Regions from separate parts of the Homo sapiens genome. Here region 2 is linked to region 1. Evidence: chromatin contacts called from ENCODE Hi-C or POLR2A ChIA-PET data. All regions are on one chromosome and are shown on one strand. The core of a region is the stretch at or near the end of the contact, and the rest is flanking DNA. Distances in the headings are between cores, read along the strand shown.

What was found. A loop is a pair of places that touch in the nucleus more often than their neighbours do. ChIA-PET counts read pairs that join two places held with the same protein, here RNA polymerase II (POLR2A). Pooled maps may share reads with other maps.
Region 2: a pooled map shows a loop between it and region 1 (2.5-fold over the local background). The contact joins two enhancer-like sites. A Hi-C loop is called at or near these places in 2 of 37 single-sample maps with no recorded cell type and 12 of 50 pooled maps. POLR2A ChIA-PET finds 5 or more read pairs at or near these places in 1 of 52 experiments (activated T-cell).

What each region holds. Positions count from the first base shown.
Region 1 is chr1:10,159,102-10,164,480 of GRCh38, reverse strand. UBE4B (ubiquitination factor E4B) reads right to left here. Exons shown (of 28, transcript NM_001105562.3): 23 at 3,195-3,339. It also overlaps the pseudogene RNU6-828P. Among named protein-coding and RNA genes, the nearest start is that of KIF1B, 49 kb to the left of the region's middle. Within about 2 kb of position 3,185, at least 10 of the 41 ENCODE cell types and tissues checked have a DNase peak (open chromatin) inside an H3K27ac peak, as active enhancers do.
Region 2 is chr1:10,284,645-10,289,732 of GRCh38, reverse strand. All of the region lies in intron 15 of KIF1B (kinesin family member 1B), which reads right to left. Among named protein-coding and RNA genes, the nearest start is that of KIF1B, 77 kb to the right of the region's middle. Within about 2 kb of position 3,357, at least 7 of the 41 ENCODE cell types and tissues checked have a DNase peak (open chromatin) inside an H3K27ac peak, as active enhancers do.

The DNA of each region.
Region 1 (5,379 bases), core at 1,936-4,435:
CATTTTGGGAGGCTGAGGTGGGAGGACTGCTTGAGGCCAGGAGGTTGTAGGCTGTAGTGAGCTAAGATCTGTCATTGCACTCCAGCCTGGGTGACAGAGCAAGACTCTTTCTTTCTTTTTTTTTTTCTTTTTTGAGACGGAGTCTCGCTCTGTTGCCCAGGCTGAAATGTGAAATGTAGTGGCATGGTATCAGCTCACTGCAACCTCTGCCTCCTGGGTTCAAGTGATTCTCCCACCTCAGCCTTCCAAATAGCTGGGATTACAGGCACCTGTCACCATGCCTGGCTAAATTTTGTATTTTTAGTAGACACTGGGTTTCACCATGTTGGCCAGGCTGGTCTCAAACTCCTGGCCTCAGGTGATCTGCCGGCCTCGGCCTCCCAAAGTGCTGATATTACAGGCATGAGCCACTGTGCCCGGTCAAGACTCTGTTTCTATTAAAAAATAATAATAAGGCTGGGCATGGTGGCTCATGTCTGTAACCCCCGCACTTTGGGAGGCTGAGGTGGGTGGATTGCTTGAGGCCAGGAGTTCAAGACCAGCCTGGCCAATGTGGCAAAACCCCATCTCTACTAAAAATACAAAAATTAGCCGGACGTGGTGGTGCACGCCTGTAATCCCAGCAGGCATAAATTGAGCCAAGATTGCGCCACTGCACTCCAACCTGGGTGACAGAGTGAGACTCTGTCTCAAAAAATAAAATAAAATAAAATAAAAAATAATTTAATAATAAAAATAGTAAGTAAATAAAATATAAGACCAGCTTGGGAAAACTAGCAAGACTCTCTCTCTTTAATATTTATTTATTTATTTGAGACGGAGTCTCACTCTGTCGCCCAGGCTGGAGTGCAGTGGTGCGATCTTGGCTCACTGCAACCTCCGCCTCCCGGGTTCAAGCAATTATCCTGCCTCAGCCTCTCAAGTAGCTGGGACTACAGCGGCGTGCCACCACACCCAGCTAATTTTTGTATTTTTAGTAGAGACGGGGTTTCACCATGTTGGCCAGGATGTTCTTGATCTCTTGACATTGTGATCCACTCGCCTCGGCCTTCCAAAGTGCTGGGATTACAGGCGTGAGCCACCACCCCTGGCCTAATATTTATTTTTAAAGGATGGAATGCTTTATGAATTTGCATGTCATCCTCGAGCAGGGGCCATGGTAATCTTCTCTGCATTGTTCCAATGTTAGTATACGTGCTGCTGAAGCAAGCATGTGAGACTTTGTCTCTATAAAAAAAATTTTTTTAATTAGCCAAGCGTGGTGGTACATGCTTGTAGATCCAGCTCTTTGGATCTACAAAGGCTGAGGCAGGAGGATCACTTGAGTCCAGGAGGTTGAGGCTGTGGTGTGCTATGATCCTGCCAGTGCACTCCAGCCAAGGCGACAGATCAACACTCTGTCTTTATTTATTAATAATAATAAAAAACAAATAAGTAAATAAAATATAAGCTGGGCATACCAAGCACTGTGAATGGTATAAAGTGGGTGTTACAGAAGTAAGGAGAAAGGTGAGAATTTTCAGCTATGCTGATTGGCGAAGACAAACCTGAGGGAGTATTTGGATAGGACCTTACTCAGAGAATGGGTAGAACTTTAATACATAAGAAGAAAAGCAGGTATAAATGGGAGCTAAACATTGGTACACATGGACGGAGACGGGAATAACAGACACTGGGGACTACAAGGGAGGGGAGTGAGGGAGGAGTGAGGGTTGAAAACTACCTATTAGGTATTATGCTCACTCCCTGGGTGACAGGCTGAATCATAAAGCCTCAGCATCACGGTATACCCATGTAACAAACCTGCACATGTACCCCATCCCCTGAATCTAAAATAAAAGTTGAAATTAAAAAAGAAAAAAAAAAAAAAAAAGTCTGGGCGCGGTGACTCACGCCTGTAGTCCCAGCACTTTGGGAGGCTGAGGCGGATGGATCACCTGAGGTCAGGAGTCCAAGACAGGCCTGGCCAACATGGTGAAACCCCGTCACTACTAAAAATACAAAAATTGTCCGGGTGCAATGGCTCACGCCTGTAATCCCAGCACTTTGGGAGGCCGAGGAAGGCGGATCACAAGGTCAGGAGATCGAGACCATCCTGGCTAACACGGTGAAACCCCATCTCTACTAAAAATACAAAAAATAAGCCAGGCGTAGTGGCAGGTGCCTGTAGTCCCAACTACTTGGGAGGCTGAGGCAGGAGAATCACTTGTACCCAGGAGGCAAAGATTGCAGTGAGCTGAGATCGTGCCACTGCACTCCAGCATGGGTGAAAGAGCAAGACTCCGTCTCAAAAACAAACAAACAAAATACAAAAACTAGCCAGGTGTGGTGGCAGGCGCCTGTAATCCCAGCTATTCAGAAGGCTGAGGCACGAAAATCGCTTCAACCGGAGAAGCGGGGATTGCAGTGAGAAGAGATCGCACCACTGTACTCCTGCGTGGGCGACAAGAGTGAAACTCCGTCTCAAAAAAAAAAAAAAAAGAAAAAGTGAAGAAAAAGCAGTCCCCACTTTGACATGAGAACCCCTTATGGAAATCAGTTCTGATTCTGAGCCTGACAATTCCAAGAACAGAATCAATAAACCTAAGCCAATCTAAGAAGTCACCAGCAACTGTCAAGGGCCTCATAAGCGACCAAGGAAGTATCTCAGTGGCTGCTACGCACGTCAGGAAAGAGCACTGGTACTGGCACGGCACGTGCTTTCCATGGAACCTGGCAAGCCAGGCCTCTTTTCTATTAATAACTGAATATAAAACCCAAGATCAACTGAAAGGGAAAAAACACCCCGCCAGGATCCTGAGTGATTCACACAGTTGCCTAGAGAAGCCCATAGGAACAAATCAAATTCTTGTCCAGCAGACATAATTCTAGAGATTTCTTTCCTAATTATGTTCATGAATATTAATATATTCAGACAATAAAAGCTCATCTCCAAAAAAGCCCTTTAAAATTAAAAAGGCAGAGAAAGTTTTCAGTGTACATTTTCAAAGACTTCTCAACCCATTTCTTAGCTTCAGATAAGGTATTTAAGAATTTTCCTATTCCAATCCTGCAATATGATTTCATGGAAGGAAAATCCCAGCATGTCAGATCGCATATCATCAGACCCACAAATGCAGCCCCAAAGCAGCTCTGCCCGTGTGTGGAGGCAGATGGCCTGCAAAGCTGTCCAAGCCTCTGGACCACGTCCTCACCCGGGGCAACTGGTCCCACTGTTCTTTGTTCTTCATCTCTTCCTGCACTTCATGGATTCGCTTCAGAGACTCCAGACTTTCATCGAGCAAAAACGTCGTGTCGTTTATCAACATGTTTATATAGCGAACAAACTGCTTCCCGGAGCTGGAAAGGCAATTATATTGTACATGGTCATACATCTCCCTGAAGCAAAATGCCACAGCAAATCCCAGGGAACAAGCACCTCCACCCAGACTGCAACTATCTCACCCTAAAAGCCTGGCTACCCTGGCACAAGTCAGGCACTATGGAATTCAAGGACCACCAAGCTTCTCTTTAGATTATGTTAATCTTGTTTCTTTTTGAGACAGGGTCTCACTCTGTCGCCCAGCCTGGAATGCAGTGGCACAATCACAGCTCACTGCATCCTCGACCTCCAGGGCTCAAGCAATCTTCCTGCCTCAGCCTCCTAAGTAGCTGGAACTACAGGCACACACCACCACGCCCAGCTTTTGTATTTTTTGTAGAGACAGGGACTTGTTATGTTGCCAGGGCTGGTCTCAAACTCCTGGGCTCAAGCGTTCCTCCCACCTCAGCCCCTCAAAATGTTGGGATTACAGAGATGAGCCACCACACCTGGCCTGGATTTTGTTATTCTTTTAAATTGTTTATGATAAGCTCATTCCAGTGGTATTTGGAGCCACCTTGCACGGCTGATGACAGTCAAGTGCTAAATATTCCAGAATTTTATAACCAGATTCCCCTGGCACCTTAAATTGGGCAACAGAGGAAACAGTCACACCATGGAAAACCAGCAAATGCTGACTCCCCCACCCTGCTTCCCAGAGCAGGCTTACCAGCACACCCCTAGCTCACTCCCTCAATGTTTTTAAGGAGAGAAAACACTTCTTCCAGACTAGAACAGGAAAAACGCATATACTCACCAATATACCAAGAAAATGCAAATAATTAACCACATACAACAGATAAGAAAACAACTGATATAGTTATTCCTTATCACAAAGACTGACGCATGGAAGAAAAATTGGAACCTGTAATATTGATAAAGTGGGATATTAACTTACTTTAAAACTGGAAGCCTCCAATCTAAGGAACTGTTCTGCAGATCGTGTTATAATGAGAACTTGCTGGTGAACTGAAATAGCTTGGCCTACCTCTGTTAGACTCTGGAGATGCCAGATTCGTAGAGAAAAAAAGAAGCTACACTTCAGGGTCTACAACTGTGCAACTACGGGGTGGTAAGCCCATGCTGGAGAAGAGAAGTTCCTGTGAACAAGTGCAGGAGGCCTCGATCTCAGGAACATGGCAAGTTCAGGACAAGCGCTCCAATCAGCACCATTCAGACCAAGCCATGGGCCTGCCTCGTGCCAGGCTTTAGCTGGAACACAATTCTGACCATAAGAGCAGTTTATGGAAACAAAAAGTTAAAAAGTTTGCTTCACAGAAATCTATCTGGCAAATAGTTATTCCACTGGTAATTTGTATATTATTGACTAGTAATTCGGTTAACAAGTATAGCTAGATTTGATCAAAGATCTAACATGGGTTGCAAAAGATCCAAGTAGGTGGGATAAAATTTTTATTTATTTATTTATTTATTTGAGACGGAGTCTCACTCTGTCGCCCAGGCTGGAGTGCAGTGGCACCATCTCGGCTCACTGCAAGCTCCGCCTCCCAGGTTCACGCCATTCTCCTGCCTCAGCCTCCTGAGTAGCTGGGACTACAGGCGCCCGCCACCGCGCCCACCACCATGCCTGGCTAATTTTTTGGTATTTTTAGTAGAGACGGGGTTTCACCATGTTAGCCAGGATGGTCTCGATCTCCTGACCTCCTGATCCGCCCTGCTCGGCCTCCCAAAGTGCTGGGATTACAGGCATGAGCCACCACGCCCGGCCCTTAGATGGGATAAAATTTTTGAAGAATAATTCAAGAGTTCAGCATCTTCATCTCCCTTTTGTTTTTAGGCACTGACAGATAATTTAGATGGAATTACTAATGTCCAGGTTTAAGCAGTCACTCAGATTTCAGGTAGGTATATGAAAAGTCTTTAATTAAGGTTTAGGGCCTTACCACAAAGAATGATACTTTAAATGACAACTCTGACCTAATTGTTGCAAAATCTAAAGTCCTTCCAACATTCAGGAACTAAGATTTCATTTCACTCATTCTGACAACTTCATTTAA
Region 2 (5,088 bases), core at 2,108-4,607, 130 kb before region 1:
TTTGTATTTTTAGTAGATATGAGGTTTCACCATATTGGTCAGGCTGGTCTTGAACTCCTGACCTCAGGTGATCGGCCCGCTTCAGCCTCCCAAAGTGCTGGGATTACAGGTGTGAGCCACCGTGCCCCGCCATGATATAATCCATTTTAATCAATAAGTACACAGTATGTCAGATAGTGGCAAGTGCTCCAGACAAAAATAAAGCAACAAGAGGAAAGAACACATGGGGAAGGGTAGGTGAGGGAGCAATCTAAAGTGAGGTTGTCAGGACAGGCCTCACAGACTCAGTGATATGTGAGCAGAGATCAAAGAAGAGCAGAAGCTGCCATGTGGGTATGCTGAGAGTGGGAAAGTACCTGGAGTTTTCTAGGAATAATGTGTTGCTAGAGCAGCATGTCTGAGGACTGAGAACGAATACAGTAGGAGATAAGAGAACAGTGTACTAAGAGCTAGAACTGGAGTATTCACAGGTCTCTGTAACATGGGTGAATCAAGGCTGAGTGAGGCCCAGACAGAGAAATGAAGGACAAGTAGCAATTAGGCAAAGAATGGAAGGAAAAGGAGTACAAAAAAGGGGGACGAGCACATGCCAAAACAGGTGAAAATGCTGGTCATGGAGATGAAGTAAGAAAGTCAGATGATGATAATGAAATATAGTAATGATGCTAGTAGTGATTAACAAGGAAAAGTGTTATAGTTCATCAAACACTTCAATGTATGATTCATATGATAACAGGTTACTAACGAAGCCTGTGACCCCAAAACGTAAATATCTACACAGAAAGGACTTGTGAGTAATAAACCTTAAGTTGTCTAGTGTTTGACTTTCTGGATCTCTTGGACTTCCAGAATATTACATGACTGGATGTCACCTCAAAACAAAAAACATACCAAAGGCAAGGCAAGGGAACACGTGAAAAAAGCAAGAGTAAAGATTCAAAGCAGCAGCTGCAAAAGCAAAGTAGTATATGAGTTTGGTGGAACAAATAGGAGGGTATGATTTAAAATAAAATTTAAAAAAAAGAGAAAGATGAAGAACAACAACAACCAGCAAAGGTAGGCAAAGAGCAAAACAGATTAAAGAAGGAACCTGGGCATCAGTAAGGCAGCCATGTAGGAGGTACTTTTTCAGAAAAGAGTTATACTTACAAGGTGGAAGAAGCTAGAACAAGTCTGCAGTTGGGGGTGGCAAGTGACAAAAACCACCTGAAATGGCTCTCATTAGGCTTCAGAACACACACAGAGGCTCAAAGGCTAAAACAGCTACCTGAATGGCATCTCTACACAGTCCTCAGCAGAAATGATTACCATGCAGTGCACATGCCGCCCCACAAATGGAGAACAAAAGTGTCATACTAGAGGGCCAGCGAGCAAGACAAATCCACACAATTCCCTAAGGAGTGAGAAGGCCAAGAACCAAGTTTTCAATAGTTTATCTATAAAGCACCACAAAAGTTATTCAACAACCACTAAGAGTGGTGTTAAACGCTTCTGCATAAGTGAGCTATGACTGCACCACTACACTCCAGCCTGAGCAACACAGTGAGCCCCTCTTTAAAAAAAGAAAATGCTTTTGCATATGACTGCTTTTTTCCTTTTTTTTCTTTTCCTCCCAGCCCCACCCTGCATATGATTTTAAATAGGCAAATACAAGACAAGCTGATGATATAACCTACATAATTTTAAGGTCTATTAAAGATAGCTGGGTAGAAATCTATACAATCTTCTCAAAGTGAAAACCTTCAACAGACAGGACAACAGGATGCACCCGACCTAAACAAGGCATCTTGACTAGTACTTATTATAGTACTAACCACAATAAACCACTGTTGATTATGGAATACAAACTGACATATGAGATATTTTAAAAATATTTCTTCCTAGTTGATTACCTTCAGAAAAAGGTTATTTCAGAGCAGAGGATTATCTAGTCATATTAAAGCCATCCTATTTTGGGGCAACTGTAGAACTCACTCTAAGAAAGCAAAATTACTGTCTAGGAATCCTCTTACCATTTTGCAGCCAACTCTAATATGACTTATCTAATTTTACTTACCAACTGAAGGGTAAATCAGAACATGATCTCTTTGCAGAAAAGAGATTTAATGAGTAAGGTACAACTTTTATTTTTATTACAGTTTTCAGCTGCAATTTTTAGGTTGTCTAGAAAGCTATTTTTAAAAACTTTGGGGGAAACTTAGAGAAAATAATAACTGTGAGTCACATTAGCACAACTTCAGGGCTGAAAAAAGCCTGCAAAATCGTTTATTCTGGAACCATTCACGAGATAAGAAAACTGGACCAGAGACAAGAGTTCAAGATCAGCTGGCTCACATGGTGAAACCCCATCTCTACTAAAAATACGAAAATTAGCCGGGCACAGTGGCACGCACCTGTAGTCCCAGTTACTTGGGAGGCTGAAGCAGGAGATTCGCTTGAACCTGGAAGGCAGAGGTTGCACTGAGCCAAGATGGTGCCACTGTGTTCCAACAGACCAGAGAAGCTAAGTGAGCCCACACTACTCACTGAGACAGGTCTAGAGCTATTTGCTGACTCACTGTTCTTTCTTCAAATAAAACAGGATCAATAGGCTTTCAAGTAAATGTTCTATGAAACAGTTCACCCTAAGTTAAGAAAAAGTGAAGGATATTCTGTTCAAGCCTGAGTAGCAAACTTAGTATAAATAGGGAAGCCAAGTGCAAAACAGCATTCAGTCTCAGGAGCATCAACTCATTCTGCTGGCAGGCAGGCATGCTGGTGTCCAGGGCTTCCCATACCCCACTCTAGGGGCCTAATGTAAGATGAACTTGAAATGTGGATTCATGGTTCAGAAATGAGGGGTTGAGGAGATAAATCTTTAATCCTCCTCCCTTTCTTTGAAAAAAAAAAAATTCCAAAAAACAGAGGGACACCAGGAACTCTTCTTTAAGCTCCGAGGAATGCCAGGCTCAGGTGTCATTCACTCTTTGGTCTCACGTCATATCTGTCTGCATCTCTAGTTATTTGTATAGCACTGGTTAATAAATTATGTTCATATAGCTAAACAATTTAATCTCTTCTTGATGATGATTCAGTTAAGGAAACACAGAAATCACCAGGACAAGTCAGAAATATTTCCATGAAAAACACTTACTACACAGAACATTTGTTGAAGCCATTGAATCACCAAGGTTTTACTGTACTGAACATAGCATGCTTCCTAAGTGGGTTCCAAATGTGGCCCTTGGGCTGCTTAGCACAGCATTTGCCCTTGCCTGCTTCTGTAATGGATATTTGTGGATATTTATAGGCTAAGCCTAAGCAACGGCACTCACAGTACTGACTGTGATGCCAGACTAATAAACACGAGAGCTGTGGCTACAGCTGCATGTTTAAAACCTTATTTGACAGGAAGACCTGGCATGGTGGCTCATGCTTGTAATCCCAGCACTTTGGGAGGCCGAGGCAGGCAGATCACCTGTAGTCAGAAGTTTGAGACCAGCCTGGCCAACATGGCGAAACCCCGTCTCTACTAAAAATACAAAAATTAGCCAGATGTGGTGGTACATGCCTGTAATCCCAGCTTCTCAGAAGGCTGAGGCAGGAGAGTTGCTTGAACCTGGGAGGCGGAGGTTGCAGTGAGCCGAGATCGCGTCACTGCACTCCAGCCTGGGCAACAGAGCAAGACTCTGTCTCAAAAAAAAAAAACATCTTTACAATGGTGTGACATGAGTACCTAACATATGGAAAAAGGCTATTCAGTGAACAAAGCCACAGCAACATCATGTGTAAAAACAGTATCCAATCAACTGACCTTTTTTAAAGTCAAAAAGAAACAAAGGGAAATAAAATGTTAGGAAAATAAACTAACCTCCTCTATTGCTGTTTTCCATTATAATATTTTTCTCCTGCAGCACCATGCCTTAGGAACCCAGTTCCTAGATATTCTCAAGCATTTCTACTGCACAACCATTGCCCTGGCGCTACGGATGAAAGATGTTATCTGCGTGCAGCATTAAAATGCAGGTCTGCCCGAAAGAAATTCTCACCATTCACAAAATAAGAGCAGAACTAAGGTGCTTATGCTTCAGTGAACTACCACACTGCATTAAAAACTCAAGACAACACAAAACACTAAGGAAGCTGTTTTCTTTCTAGAATAAAACTAGGGAAAACAGAAGAGTTCTTTATTTTGGCGTAAGGAAGAATTAAAACAGAGAAATTTGTTTTCTGATTGAAGTAATACAGTTTTGTCTTGCTTTAGTGGGACATAGGGAAGTCGGAAGGAGAGTTCCCTGAATAATGACAGTGTTATTCCCTAGAAATTATTTGGAAGACACTGGGTTACCTGAATCTTGAAGAGTCTGGTTAATGTCTTGACTCCTAACATGTGACATTATTTTCAATTGGTCCCACTTGGCAGTTAGGGAGAAATTTCTCCTTTACATCAAGAGGAAGGTCAAAGGAAAGGGTAATCTCAAGTGTAAGAGCTAAGGCTTTAATAAGCAAATAGTTAAGACTTAAGATCCCCAAAGAAAAAGAACATTTTATATTAAGGACTCAGTAAGTGGGAGTTTTACTTCTCATTCCCAAGGAGCTCCCTATTTCTCACTCTGGCTCTGAAAAGAGCCCTGCAAAGCAACATGGTCACTGACGCCTATTGTGAGAAAATGTGTGAATGGAGTCTTACCACTCCTCTTCACTAAGGTCTTTAGTAAAATTTCAAAGTCAATTTTACCAACAGTAAAAGTTACCCTGCAGCCTACAACATTTAATGGAAAGATTTCTCACTCCTTCTCCCTTTGCTAGGTGTTGCAGAACTTCACTCACTTTCCACTTACATGTTCTGAAGGAAGAAACAAGCACATTATTTTTGTTTTTGTTTTTTTTTTGAGATGGAGTCTCACTCTGTTGCCCAGGCTGGAGGGCATTGGCGCAATCTTAGCTCACTGTAACCTCCGCCTCCTGGGTTCAAGGGATTCTCCTGCCTCAGCTTCCCGAGTGGCTGGGACTATAGATGCACGTCACCATGGCCGGCTAATTTTTCTATTTTTATTTATTTATTTTTTGAGACAGAGTCTCACTCTGCCGCCCAGACTGGAATGCAAT